Linked DNA regions of Mus musculus: region 2 is linked to region 1. Evidence: chromatin contacts called from ENCODE Hi-C or POLR2A ChIA-PET data. All regions are on one chromosome and are shown on one strand. Each heading gives the region's core, a stretch centred on a gene start or an enhancer-like site at or near the end of the contact. The rest is flanking DNA. Distances are from core to core; before and after follow the strand shown. Region 1 overlaps Crtc1 (CREB regulated transcription coactivator 1). Region 2 overlaps Klhl26 (kelch-like 26).

Evidence for each region. A loop is a pair of places that touch in the nucleus more often than their neighbours do. ChIA-PET counts read pairs that join two places held with the same protein, here RNA polymerase II (POLR2A).
Region 2: a loop to region 1 is called in a map of left cerebral cortex, with 6 times the contacts of the local background. The contact joins two enhancer-like sites. A Hi-C loop is called at or near these places in 3 of 37 maps with a recorded cell type or tissue (all left cerebral cortex). POLR2A ChIA-PET finds 5 or more read pairs at or near these places in 4 of 5 experiments (Patski and embryonic stem cell).

What each region holds. Positions count from the first base shown.
Region 1 is chr8:70,413,610-70,421,011 of GRCm38, reverse strand. The region is part of intron 1 of Crtc1 (CREB regulated transcription coactivator 1); the gene reads left to right. Among named protein-coding and RNA genes, the nearest start is that of Crtc1, 22 kb to the left of the region's middle. Within about 2 kb of position 1,956, at least 1 of the 3 ENCODE cell types and tissues checked has a DNase peak (open chromatin) inside an H3K27ac peak, as active enhancers do.
Region 2 is chr8:70,460,887-70,467,982 of GRCm38, reverse strand. The region is part of intron 1 of Klhl26 (kelch-like 26); the gene reads left to right. Among named protein-coding and RNA genes, the nearest start is that of Klhl26, 13 kb to the left of the region's middle. Within about 2 kb of position 4,427, at least 1 of the 3 ENCODE cell types and tissues checked has a DNase peak (open chromatin) inside an H3K27ac peak, as active enhancers do.

The sequences.
Region 1 (7,402 bases), core at 707-3,206:
GCTTGTGAGAAATGCTTTTTCCCGAAAACGAGGTAGATGTCTCTTGAGGAATTAAACTCGAGGCTGACATCTGTCCTCCACACAGAAGCACACTCATGCACATGCGCACGTACACACACACACACACACAGGGGAGGGGGTAAGTGTAGCGTCATGCCTGTCATCCTAGCACTAAGGCATGCAGACGTTCACGGTTGTCCACAGCACATAGCAGGCCAGTCTGTAGGCAGAGAGCCTCAGTTCCTTAGGGTCCAGCCATGGCAGCTCCCTGACTCCACAGCCCTCCAGGCCCTCACAGCTCCTGGCACTGTCATGGTCTAGGTCTAGCACACCCTCCTGGCCCCTCCATGTTGGCTACCCGTGGAGCTAGCCTGGCCAGCTCTTGCTGCTCTTGCTCGCCACTGCCCAGCCATCTTCCTTGCGCATCTCCCAGGGTCCTCAGCCTCTTTCCTGCGACTGTCTGCCTCCCCTGTCACGCTCTGGGCCTTTGCTGAACCCACAGCATAACGAGATTAGGTCACAGATGTGTGGTGTGCAGCACAGGGCTCCATTCTCTATCTGCCTTTGCTGTGGCTTTGACCATCTTATCATCCCTTGGCTTCTGGCCACATCCCTCTCCTTAGGTCCAGCCCTCATGTTTCAGACCTTTAGCTGACTCGGCAGAGACCCCAGTTTTTAATGCAGCTACCTTTAGAGGTTTAGGTAGGTGTGAGTTTCTTGGTAGGGCACAAATTTGTTTAGTGAAGTGAGGGGGTGAACAGTCCCCAAGCCTGTTCACCCTAGGCTATGTAACTAGACCCTGTGTGGTCGGTCACCTGCCCCACAGCCTCCTGCTGCCTCCCATCGTAGGTCCCTACTTACATGGGGCGTGACTCAAGCACAGAGCTTAAACCCAGTAAGTGTCCCATACTTAACCAGCCTGGCAGGGCCCAGCCCAGCCAGGAGTGGGCGGCAGCTGGTCAAGCCCTCAGCTCAGCACAGAAGGGCCCAGTGCTGTGCACTCCCGCAGGAAGACCTGACACCTCTGGGCTCTGCCTGGTCTTAGCAGGCTGTTGGTGCTGCTTCCCTGAGGACTTGAGGTATGTGGGTATTCTAGGCTTTCCACATTTTCATTGTTTTTGAGACAGGGTCTCTCATGTAACCCAGGCTGACTCACTGTGTGAAACCAAGGATGACCTCAAATCCCTGATCATCTGCCTTCATCTCCTGAGATTCAGGCTCGTGCCACCATACCTGCTGTATGTAGTGCTAGGAACAGAATCCAGGGCTTTGTGCGTACTTGATGAGTATCCTGTGACTTAGCTACAAGCATTCCACCTACTGAGCTCCAGCTCCAGTCTCCAGCACAGCTAGGTTTTTTTGTTTAGATTGGTTTGGTTTTTGTTTCTTGAAACAGGGTTTCTCTGTATAGCCCTAGCTGTCCTAGAACTTGCTCTGTAGAGCAGTCCGGCCTCAAACTCACAGAGAGTTGCCTGCCTCTGCCTCCAGAGTGCTGGGATTAAAGGTGTGTGCCCAATGCCCAAGACACCTCCCATTGACTCATGGGACAAGCTGGCTTTAACAGAGACTCCTTTCTGACCTGTGGCCCCTTGGTGCCTCAGTTTCCCTTACTGGAAACCAAAGACTCAGAAATGTCTCTTCCCTTTGTGAGACCCCACTCAGGAATTGGAACTTGGCCAATTGGAAGGGCTGGGGTACCCTATGGAGGAATGAGGGCCCCACAAAAACAGCTGTTCTGCACAGACCCCAAGGGACCCGTCATAGCTCTGGGTCCAAGTGCCTGTGTCCAACCTCCACCACCGTCTGGAGAAACAGCCGGCGCCGCCCGCCACAGACCCGCTCATTCCCGGGTCTGGAAATTTGGCAGCGGCTACAGAGCCTGATTAAAGCATTCCGAGGCTCCGCCGTGCTTGTGTACGGAGTCTGTGTTTATAGTGGGCTGGAGAGATGGGGGAGGCCAGAGGCCCACGGGGGCTGTGCTGACTCAGCCTGGAATCTGCATGCCTGTGTCCTCCTCCATGTATTCTATCAACCTGGGCATTGTTCCCTTCTGAGGGCAGAGTGCCCTCAGTGTACCAGGTCATCCTGGTGACACAGCAGAGCAGAGATAAGAACCCAAATGATACAAACATGGTGGCTTATTATTCCCTGTACTCAGGGACAGAGACAGGTGGATCTCTGAGTTCAAAGCCAGCCTGGTCTACATATTGAGTTCTAGAATAGCCAGAGCTACATAGTAAGACCCTGTCTCAAAAATAAAATAATTTTTTAATTGGAAAAAAAACCCCAAATATAAGAGTTGGAACCTTTGGCTCTTTCAGAATCAAAAGTATGAAGATCAACTGGGTAGTAGTGCATGCCTGTCATCCCAGCACTGGAGGCTGCAGCAGGGGCTTAGAGCCAGTCTGGGTTATATGAGACTATCTAAAAAAACATGATCAATCAGGCAATAGAAGTACCCGCTGCTCTGCACAGACCTGAGCTTGGCTCCCAGCATGTCTTTAGGGACCTCGGAATCCGACACTTCTGGCCCTGTGCACTCCTGCAAACAGGTGTGGTTCGTGCACACAATTAAGACAATTTAAATGAAATCATAAAAATAAAAGTTGAGCTTAGTGGTTGGTGCACACTTGTAGCCCCAATGTTCAGATGCAGGGCAGGAAGCTTAGAGTCTGAGATCCTGTCAGGGCAGAGCACTTGTCTAGTGTGCTTCTAGTCTTAGGCTTCACCCCCAGCACTGCGAAAACAAAGAGACCCAAAAAGGAACAAGTGTTGGGGAGGAGGTGAGGCTGGAAGCTTCGAGCTTGTGGGAGTTTGACACATGCAGCTGCCGGGGAAGACGCCACAGCCAGGGAGCCCAGAACTGCCAGGCAGCGCCACAGCTCCCCCCCTGGTGTGCAGCGAGTCAGCTCCCACTCCTCCAGGTGTACGCTAGGATCTGTAGGCAGGGGCTCCAGCGCACACTTGCATACTTAGGTTCACAGATTATTCCCAACCGCCAAAAGATAGAAAAGCATGCCTAGTGTCAGTCATCTGAGAAATAGATAAACAGTGACGCTGTGTGCTCCTCCTGGGGCATGCAGTGAGCCAGATGGACCCCAAACACACAGGACATGACAGAAGCCAGACTTGAAAGGCCACATCTTGTATAGCTGTGGGGCCGAGAAATGTCCAGAACATCTAGAGAGATGGGAAGCAGGGTTGGGGCTGCCAGGGTGAGGAGGGACTGGCCCGAGCCCCTCGCACACTGTCCGTAGTTGCACCAGGCTGCCCCTGCCAATCCCTCATCACTGCCACACTTAAACCTCGGGTGCTCTAGGTTACTGGATTGTGCTCGGGTGGGTCCGTCAGGCATGTAGGGCACGTGAGAAAAACATATCCTGGCTCTGGCTCAGGCATCTTCCTTTAGACTTGCAAGGGAGCAGAGAAGGAGACGGTGGGTGGCTGGGGTGAGCACATGAGAGCCTGAGTGCTGGTCCCCACGCCCTGCTGAGCATAGGGTCCTGCCTTCAGTCCTCAATGGCTCGTATGGGTCCTGACTCCCATCCACGGCAGAGAGGGGAAGAATCTAGAGATCAGGTATTTCAAAGTCTTAGAATAGGGGCACACAAACCCTCTCCACAGGAGTGGATTGGATGAGAGGTTACAGTTCTTGTCCCCATCTTCCTTGCCACGCTAGAGCCCTCTCTTCCCATTGTTGGAGATTGTAGCAAGCCAGTCCTTATTGCCTGGTGGCTGGTTCTGCTCCACCTAGGTGAGCTGAAATCCTCGTGTGAGGCCATGACAGTGCAACAGCCTGGCTCTGTGGAATCTAAGAGCTTAGCTGTAGGGAGCAGATGGTACCTCTCCGGGAGAGCTTGGGGACGTGGGTGGTGACAGGGCTGGGGCAGCATGGGCAGGGGAGGCAGTCAAGGTGTCCGATGTAGTGGGGAAGGAGTCCCAGTCTCTATCTAGGCGTGGCTTCAGTGCTGTCTTAGGTCCCTGCCCTTGCACACACTCCCCCCAAGGCCCTTGTCCCTGCCCTCCTGCACTTCAGCAGCTCCTCCAACTTTCCCTGAGCTTGCTGCCTCCTGCTGTGCTTTTAGAATCCAGGGAGATTAGCTCTCCCTCTCAGAGAACTCTGGATAGGTGGCCCAAGGGTGGGGCCCCCCAGGACTGTGTGCTATCGGCCTCTCCTGGGGTGCATGCTGCCCTAACACTAGGAAGGCCAGGGTTAGTCTTTGAGCCTCTTTCTCCATTTCAGCCATTAGCAGAGGGGCAGCTGCCCTGTCCAGGCACAGCAGCTGTGTCCCCACCTGAGGTCCCGAGAGCAGCTCTTCTGGATAATCCTGCAAGTGTTTTTCTAGCTGCTTTCCTGCATAGCCAAGCCCTGCTTCTCTTCCAGGCTCTCTTCCTGGCTACCATGGAGGTGACAAGCAAGCAGGAGATAGCCCTCTGTTAAGGAGGTTCAGATGGTAAACTGAGGAATGGAGAGTTCCATGGAGCTCTAGTCAACTGCCATGCCCCTTGCTGGTTTCCATGCAGAAGCCCTGAGGTAGCTGCTGCTGGCTTATCTGATGCAAGGCTATGAGGCTGGAAAGAGCAGAGGGCCAAGCCAGTGGAAGGGAAAGCTGAGCGTGCAGGGAACACACATCCCTTTCGTAGCCTTCCCCTCCTACTCTTTCCTACTAGACTCTCTGCACAGGACAGAGCCCCAGTGTCAGCTGGCCTGCTCTCTTTAATATCTTTACAAGGCCAGCCTGTTGCCATGGTGACTACAAGCAGTCCTGGCCTGCCCAAGGCCACTCCATCTGAACATTGAGTCTAGGAGGGGATAGTGGGCGTGGGGTTGCTCAGATCTCCTAGGGAAAATGGGGCCTGCCAGGTCCTTTCCCCAGGAGATACCCAGAGTGGCTCCATACAAGGCCAGAGGTGGCTTTTTTATGACGCGCTGGTCATACCATCCCAGGGAGTTTAGCCAGAGGGATGCCTCCACTGAGCTGTCCACCTGGGGAGGTGCTCCATCTGCAGTGGGAGGGGGGGGTCCCCCGGCCCCCTATAAAACAGCCCCACCACCACCTTAGCTACCTCCTAGCTAGGCAGGCCATGTCTCTTTGGCAGGCATGCCTCTTTCCCAGGCGTGAGTTGTCCATCAGGGGAGTAGACTGTACTGTGTCTCCCCAGCAATGTGTCTTCATGCTCCAGAGGCAGGGGCTGTGACCTTATGCAGAACTGAAGTCCTTAATTAGGGGGCTGGAGAGATGGCGCAGGACTTAGGAATTGTAAGCACTGTTCTTGCAGAGAACCTGGATTCCTTCAGGCTCCAGGTGTTACAGTGCCCCCTTCTGGTATCTTCAGACATGTGCACATGCCTACACACAGACACCCACCCACCCATGTAATTAAAAATAGAATAAAATACATGGTTTTGTTTTGTTTTGTTTTGTTTTTGAGACAGGATTTCTCTGTGTATCTCTGACTTTCCTGGAACTCTCTCTGTAGACCCAGCTAGCCTCTGTCTCATAGATCCACCTGCCTCTGCCTCTTAAGTGCTGGTATTAAAGGCATGCACCACTATACCTAGCTAAGATATATGTTTTATAATATAGTCTCAAGGTGATTCCTGGGTTAAGGTGAGAGCCAATTCCCAGGGCTGGCTCAGTGCCCTTTGGTGTCTGTTTGGGTTGGGTGTCAGGAATTCTGTGGACACAAAATTCCCATACTTAGGTCACTTTCTGATTGGGGGTGCTATGAGAGTCTGCTAATTCTTCTAGAAACTTCTCCACTGAACTTGGTTGGGTTTTTTGTTTTTGTTTTTGTTTTTTTGGTTTTTTGAGACAGGGTTTTTCTGTGTAGCCCTGGCTGTCCTGGAACTCACTCTGTAGACCAGGCTGGCCTCGAACTCAGAAATCCGCCTGCCTCTGCCTCCCAAGTACTGGGATTAAAGGCCACCACCACGCCTGGCCCCACCAAACTTGGAATACCTGTGTAGTCTTCAATTTTTTTTAAAATCTACTTTTTTTTTTTTTTTTTGGTTTTTTGAAAACCTACTTTTAATAAGAGTTCTGAAATGCTTTAACCTTCCTTCTAGCCCATCACCCTCCAGAGATAGTGAAAAGAAATAGTGTATTAGGATACAGGGGAAGTGAACCATACCTGTTTAGAAACAGTTCTTTGGGACGAGTTCAATCTCTAATTGTCAGGATATCAGGTGTCTAGTTCAGTTGTGTCAGGAGAGCAAACATGAATCAGCAGTGGTGGCATGACCCAGCAGAAACACCCAGGCCTCAATGAATCAGCACAAGTCAGCAGGAGCCACCAGGACCGGCAGGAGAAATTCTATATTATGCCTCTCTGAATGAAGTGAAAATCAGCAAAGATGAAGATATGAGTGAGACACTGAAGCATTGTAAGTCCAGCCATGCAAGCTTGCCATCAATGTTGGGTCCTATGTGTACTCCCTCCTCCAAACATCATGTGTCCTTCCATGGGTATTGCCTCACCACGTGAGTCTGTCTTAGCAAAACTCAGCCGACATCACTCTGCCAGTCATCCCAAATCTGAGGAAGTAGCCAGAAGCTGCCAGAAAACCACCAAGAGTTTTGGTGCATTTCTATGAAGTGAGGACAAACAATGGTAATTAAGGAATGGCAAGGTGTACCAACACCATCCAGTGTCGCCTGCGTCTGTTGTGTCCTTCTTGACATCATGTGTCTTCTTACATGTTTGCTTTAGCAAAACATCCTCTCACATGTGTCTGCTTTAGGAAAACATGTCTGCCCCAGCAAAACACCATCTGACAAAACTGACTTTCCAAAGAAGCCACAGGTTTCCACTTCACAGCTGACTCCACCAAGCTGTGGGGATCATCACAGTGGCGTAGGAGTCGGAGGAGTCTATGGGTTCTTGTAAAGCTGACCTTTCTGGGTGCTGCTGATCATGGGGCTCAAAGATACTGAGGTCTGTGCCATGCGAACAGAAGACAGAAGTGGACATGGACTGAGGCCAAGACATAGGAGGTACAGTGTGGACTGTAGATGCTAGAGCCATGACCCCAAGTCCCAGGCTGCCTTGGGTTTGTAGATAGACAAGACAGAAAGGAGCCTCCAGGGGAACGGAGGCGAGGAATGTCCATGGCTTCAAGCCATCCTGCTTGCGGTAGTTGGGTAGCTCTAGGATTGTAACCCAGTCTTACCATATTCAGTTGGGATTTGCTGTAACTTTAATTTTTTAATATTATTTTTAATGATGTTTTTAAAATGTTTTAACCTCTTTTTAGCACACTACCCAATAGAGGTAGTGTAAAAGAAAGGATATAGGGGAAGTGGAACTGTTTAGAAAAGTTTTTTGGGAGCAACTTTGTCAGTGTTGTCTGGAAATTGGCAGTTCAGTTCACAGGTTAGCGGCGGCAGCTCAATCCACT
Region 2 (7,096 bases), core at 3,178-5,677, 44 kb before region 1:
AGTAGCTGAGCTGTGCTGTCTGCAAGTGACTCATGGATAGAGGTGGCATGGGACCTGGGTCACAATCTCATGTCTTCCATAAAGGCCTCTGGGGCCCTCTTTACTCAGTGAACCTAGTGGGGAGACCTGTCTTTTATCCCTAAGACCCTCATTCCATTCAAAAGAAGTGCGCAGCCACGCAAGGCAAAGTGTCAGCCAGCAAGGGTTCACTCAACTAGCTACCGCGCCCAAGCCCTTGGCCTGATATTGTCTCCAACTTGGACCATAAAGACCTTCCTAAGATTACACAGCTGCCCGACACCTGCCAGGCCTCACAGCATCTCATATCTTGCCCTTAGCTGATGACAGGCCTATGCATCCCCAAACTGCCCAGTCACATCTTATGTCCTCTAAGGCATGTGAGCCTGAGGGTAGGACCTTGGCAGCCAGTGAGAATACTGAGCAGCTGTCTGGCAGATACACCACCCTACATGCAAGTGGGTCAAAGGCCACCATCCTTTATTTGGGGACAGAGTCTAGGAGGTCAGTAGAAAGAGCAGCCCCCGCACAACCTTCCCTTAGCTGGAAGTGAAGGCAGCTGAGCTGTTCAGCTGTCTGCAGTGGAGGTGGGGGCCATGGGGTCCCCAGGCGATGGACCCCCCCTTGCTCTGGTAGCCGCTGCACAGCTGTTCTGACTGGCTCTCTTAACACTTGTTAACCCCAGTCTGGCCCTTCCCATGCAGCCTTTACCAGCAGCACTCCCCGCATCCTGTGCTGCTCCTCCTCGCAGGGACCCGGTGGACACTGGGCTCCATCCACTGCGAGAATCCACTGTGCCCAGGAACAGTAGGAGTCTTAGCATCTCCTGCTTCAGGAGTTGAGCTCTCAGCCTGCAGAACACAACCTTCCAGCTTTTAAAGGGCCTGGGGCGGACACTCAAGGATCGAGGCTGAAGATGTTTTTTGACACCACAGCCATGAAATTCCACAGGGGTCAAAGCCAGGAACCGGGCGGGGCGTCTGGGCTGGATATCCGGAGCCTGCTCTCCACGGGACGGGAGAATTCAAGCTCAGCTTGAAAGCAGAGAGTGAGAGTGGAGACATGGGATCTCCCAGAATCTTCCGCTACCCGGATGGTTGGAGCTGGGCTGGGTGGAGTAGCTGCCAGGTGACAGGCGCCTAGAGAGCCATTGAGGTTCCTAAGCAGCTCCTCCACCCCCCTCAGCTGCTCTGTGTGCTGCACTGGGGGAAAGCTGCAGGTCACACACTACCTCCTGCCTATATCCCTCTTCAGGTGCCAGTGGTCTCCTATTGTGTGTGGCAGGACACACACACACGCTCACAGGAATCACTGCATAGATTCCACCACCCCTTTCCCATCAGCCTTTATCACTCTGGGAGGGTGTGGGTCAGTGCTGGCAGCTTGCTGACCTTTCTGGGACTTCTCAGTGGCCAGAGTAGAGCCAGCTGCCCTGGCATAACTATTACGCACTCACCATCAGCCTGGCCTCCTCACCCTGGCCACCTCAGCAGGCACACACAGGCAGCTGCCTACTGGGGTGGTTTGCGGAGGCTTCAAGCCCAGTGTAGCAGGATTTGGGGAAGATGGAAGCTTCTGCTGTGAGAAGCTTCCTGTGAACTGCTGACTGAGGGCAGTAGCCAGCTGGAGAGAAGGCTCAGAGGGCAGGACACCGTCTGCATAAGCCTGAAGACTTGAGTTTAGTCCCAGCCACCCATGGAGGCTCCAGGCATGGTGCTGTGTGCTGCCTTCAACTCAGCACTGCAGGGCATAGCAAGAAGACACTGCTGCTGGCTGGCTACCACCCTAGCTCCAGGTTCAGTGAGAGACTCTGTCTCAAAGGAATGCACTGGAGACTGATGGAGCAGGGCACTGATGTCTGAGTGCTGGGCCAGGTGTGACTATGTGAGCGGGCTCTTCAAGACAACCAGCCTAATCGACGAGAAGGGTCAGTGATTAGCAGCTCTTGCCATCATGCCCTGCCTGGATCCAGATGAACACATGCATGCCATGGCATATGTATGTGCACAGGCACACATGGAGACATCTCAGAAAATCTGTTCCCTTTCCCTAGCCGCTGCCCAATTCCTGGCCTAAACTTGCATAGCCCTCCAGCCTTGCCATTCCATAGGGGAAAGAGCTTCCATCTGGAGCTAAGAAAGAAGTCTTAGGGGATGCAAGGCAGTGGTGGCTCACACCTTTAATTCTAGCACTCAGGAGGCAGAGGCAGGTGCATCTCTGTGAGCCTGATCCACAAAGCAAGTTCCAGGGCAACAAGGGCTACACAGTGAAACCCTGTCATGAAAAAAAAAAGTTCCAGAGAAGGATCTGATTGGTTCAGGTGGGCAACCCCCTTATCCTCTCACTAGTCACAGTGCCAGGTCTCCAGGAGAGGGAGTTAGTCTACCTGATTTTCAATGCATGGCTAGAGAGAAGAGCTGGGGTCCCCACCCCAGGAACATATGTGTAAGGGTGGGAAAGGGTGGTTTAGACACCTGTAAAATGAGCTGTGCTACAGGATTGTAGCCAGGGGTCCTGGGCTGAGGTGCTAGACTGCTTTTGTCCTGAAGTTGTGGGATTCTTCAGGTTGGGGTGGCCTGGGTGTCCTAGCATGGACTGTGTGCCCCATCTGTGCTGCTGAGGACAGGTGGCTCTTGGATGTGTTTTATCCTGTGTGAGGCATAGTGAGGGCTAAGGCTTATTGGTGGGAGAGCACTCCAAGGTCTGGGCCTCACGGAGCTGGGAAGAGGACTATAGCAGATAGTGGGGTTCACTGGGGGCCTCTGGGAGTGCAGAGCAATAGGGGTCAGCACAGGGACACACATTGGAGACACCATCAAAGCACTCATGTACCTGTCCTCTTATCCGTCTCTCCACCCATCCCTCCCACTCATCTACCTTGTCACCAACTGTCCAGGTCACTAATGTGACAAGGCTCCTTCACTGTGGGGGTGGAGGGGTGGACATCAGGATGTGGCAGGAGAAAGAACCCTTCTGGCTGGCCTCCCAGAGCTCCTATTTCAGCCATGGGGAGGTGGACTAAGAGCAGAAGAATGAAGTTCTAAATGGAATAGGCAGCAAGGAATGGAGCCAGGCAGGGACCTGGCAGCCAAGCCCTTCCCTCATCTTCAGGGACCTCCATACCTCATGAAGGCAATGGGGTGCCTAGTGGCATCCTCTGGGATAAAGTTTGGACGTTTTGCCCCCTCCGGCTCCTGAGCTCCATACTCCAACTCAGCTGGGCTTTGGGGACTGGATCCAGCCCTGGAGCCTGGATCCTCCCAGCTGTATCTCAGTGCTGTCTTGCCCTTTTGTTGGGGAGCAAGTGCTCGAATTGGTAAGGAATTCTCTTCCTTGCTGCATGGTCTTCAGAAAGTGTAAACCTCTCTGTGTCTTAGAGTGTTTCCTCAGTGTTCCTGGGCCACTGGTGAGCCACAGTCAGGTGTGCACATCCCACTCACACCCTGCAGGGTATATCCCTATGGTGAATCCTGGTGCTATGCACCAGCTGAGTCCAGATGACACAGGTTACGGACAGAGGACTTAACACTGCTCAGGAAGCTGGCATATTGATACCCCGTATCCCCTGGGGCCTCTGTAGAGCATGACCCGCTCTTTGCTGTTCCTAACAAGTGGCGGCAGTTGGGCAAGTATGGGGCTTGGCATTGGCCGTGAGTCTTTATGCTCACAGTGGATGACCAGATCCTCGATGGGTTCTGGTTGGAGGGTGGCAGGTTCATGACCTGCCAGAAATGGGCATACAGAGCAGCATGCTTCCTAACCCTCTAGCCCTCCATTTTTAGAACTCAGCTTGCAAACTAATGCTTTCCAACTGTCCCCTACCTCCCCCATTTCCAGGGAGACAGTGGGCAGGGATGCTGGGGTCACCTTTGACCTGTACTCGGGAACAACATCCCTTACCTCCCAGGAGTCCTCAAGGGATCTAGTGCTGGTTCCTTCAAGGAAGGCCTCCTAGTTCAGTGTGACACAGGCAGCCTCTTTCTCACTCCTACTCCGCTGTCCCACTGCCCCTCAGGCTGTCTTCAGGTGCAGCCCAGAAACAGTGCCTCAGTGGAGAAAGCTGCTTGCTGAGCCTAGCACCAGCAAGAGGCCAGCCTAGTCTTTTAAGTGGCTAAGGTTGGGCCCCCAAGGCCTGGCTTATCCTAGGCTAATACTCTGCCTCAGACCTGTGGCCTACCTCCAGCAATGTGTGTCTCATGGCTTCTCTCTTGCTGTCAGTGGTTTGGGGACCTTCAGTGGCCTCTGGGCTTCTGCTTGCCCCTCTCAAATTCTGGCTTGCTTTTGCCACAGGCCAGCCTGGAGCAAGCCTATAGCAGGTACCTTGCTATTCCCCTGACATTAGAGATGAACCCCAAAAGAGAAGGCTGCCACTGTAGAACAGACTGTGGGCCAGGAGCCATGGAACATCCCAGGAGAGGGCTTGCTGACGTGAGTGAGCGTGGGGGCTGCTGGCTTGCATGTCTCTGGCAGGCGTGAAGTGCCAGAGCACACTCAGTTGATCTGTAGCTGGAGTGCTGTGCCCAGAGCTGGGAAACATTGGGTAACCATGGCAACAGGACAGCGGTGGGTGTGCTGGACCCCAGAGCTCTACAACCTCTGCCTTGGTAGTTGGGGCCAGAGCCACTGGGATGTTGTTGGGAACAGAATGGACAGGAAGATGAGGTACTCAAAGCTAGCAGGGGTACTTGTGCCTCAGTTTCTCCATTTTATTTTATTTTATTATTATTGTTTTTTAGACAGGGTTTCTCTGTATAGCCCTGGTTGTCCTGGAACTCACTCTGTAGACCAGGCTGGCCTTGAACTCAGAAATCCTCCTGCCTCTGCCTCCCGAGTGCTGGGATTAAAGGCGTGCGCCACCACCACCCGGCCAGTTTCTCCATTTTAAAAGAAAGACATTTGTTAGCTCATAGGGGAGCTGCAGGTCCTAGAGAACAGTCTGAAGATGGTCAGGGAGGTGGTCCTAGCATGACTGAGGGCTCTGGGATGAGGTCCTGGGCCACTATGCTCCAGACTGAGCTCTTCACATTTAAGGTCTCTGACACCACATCTGTTGACACTCTACTGTCCTGCTACCCAGGTCTTTGTCTGATCCCTCCCTGCCCATCCAGGCTTTCTGGGAATGGTCTTGGAGATGTTCCAGGGCCCTGTTGCTGATCTGAGGTAACCAACCTGATATTGTACTGTTCCCTGAGGCTTTGTCCCCCACCTGCATGTTTGGGGGACCAAGGGTGAGGCAGCAGTACAGCCAGGGTGTGAGCCAGCCAGCTGTGCCGTGCTTCAGCAAACCACATGGACAATAAAAGTGAAATTGGCTTTGAAAGTAGAAGTGGCTAGGCTGGGGGAACAGGGACCGGCGTCAGAACAGGGTGTGCGAGGCGGCGAGCTGCACTCTTCGTGGGGGTGGGAACGGATTTTACTAAACCCCAAAGAAATGTTTCCATGAAATTCCTTCTTGTTCTTGCCTGTTTTTTCAACGTTCTGAGAAGAATGGTTCTGGGATTTGGAAAGCCAAAGCCGGCCTTTCGGACAAGGCCAGCGGATGGGTGGGGGCCAGGGCCATGTCCCCCGCCAGCTCCAGGAGGCTCTGGTCACTAGGGTGGCCTGCTACAGCTGGTGTGGCAGAGCTTGTGAGCCTTTTCTCTAGTTGCCTACTCTGACATTATGTCCCTAGTACAGGATTGGAGGTAAAAACAACTTTGTAGGGTGGGGGCTGGGAACTCAAGTAGCAGTCCCCACACCTGGGTCTCGAAACAGGTGGTCCTATCAGGGTCATGCACCCACACTGGACTTCGAACACTTTGATGGCCTGGTATATGCCTGGGTCCCTTGGGAAGTACAAGGGGACTCATGGGGGGAGAATGGCAGGATGGCTGGGCCTGGGCCAGGCCTGAGATGGAATGTGAGGATGAGGGCACAGCCAGGGTGGGTGGTGAGTGGCCTCTGGAGACTGTCCGGTTCAGGGTTGCTGACGCACTGACTGATGACTCACGGGCCGGCCACCATGACTCGAGTGGCTGTCTGGAGATTCGGACTGGCTCAGGGGGCCCCACCATGTGGCCGCCCACTGTCTAGAACTGTTCTGAGTAATGGGTTCTCCTGCCGCCCAGTGCTGGTCCTGGTATTGGCAAAGGTGACCTTAGTCATAGCCCTGGCTGAATTGCACTTCTCTGAACTATGGGGGCTCGGCATTCTCCAGGGTGGCTTAGCCAAGGTGTGTAGGTTCACGGCAGAGGCTCCTCCTCAGCCAGAAGGGACAGAGTGGCCATGTCAAGGACTTGCTAACACCTAGGGAACAGGAGCTCAGCCCAGGCCACCGGCTGCAGAGATCAGAAGCCCAGAGGTGCCCTGGCCATGTGTGTTGCCTCTGCCTTCCAGGCCCAGGCTGCCTGTTTCCTTTGTAGGTCCTAAACTCTGGTCACCTCTCTGAGTAAATTAATTACATTTGTTTACTTATCCTGCCCCTGTGTGTGCGTGTGCATACATGTGGTACGGTGTACATGTATAAGTCATAGGACAACCTGTGGGCATTGTCTCTGTCCTTCCATGTGGGCCCAGGGATGGACAGCTTTGTGGCGTTGCTCGCAAGCGCTTTTGCTCCTGGAGCCATATCAACTCTGGGACCCTCACCTTTTCTTCCCCAAGAAATGTAACAGCAGAGGCCTCGGGGAGACAGGACACTTAGGTCCTTCCTCCCTGCAGCTGTGCCCTCCCAGGCCATCCTCACCAGTGAGTATTTGGCCTGGCTCCCACCAACTGGGCTTTTGAGTGCCTCCCTGCTGCCTGAAAATGTGGCAGTGGCCACCTGTGACAGAGACCCCATGACCCTCCCTGCCCTGGTGCCTGTGTTCTCAGACAAGCAAACACAGATAGACAGTATTTGAAGAAAAATGGATCCACATCACACACACACAGGTTTTCATTTTTAAAAAAGACTTTAATTCTTTGGTAGTTTCATGCATGCTGTGATTATATGCACCCTCAACTTCTCTATGCACTGCTTCATGTTTGTGTCCTCTCCTTTGTGTGTGTGAATGTGTGCGTGCGTGAGTGCGTGCCACGGAGTCCAGTCAGTGCTGCC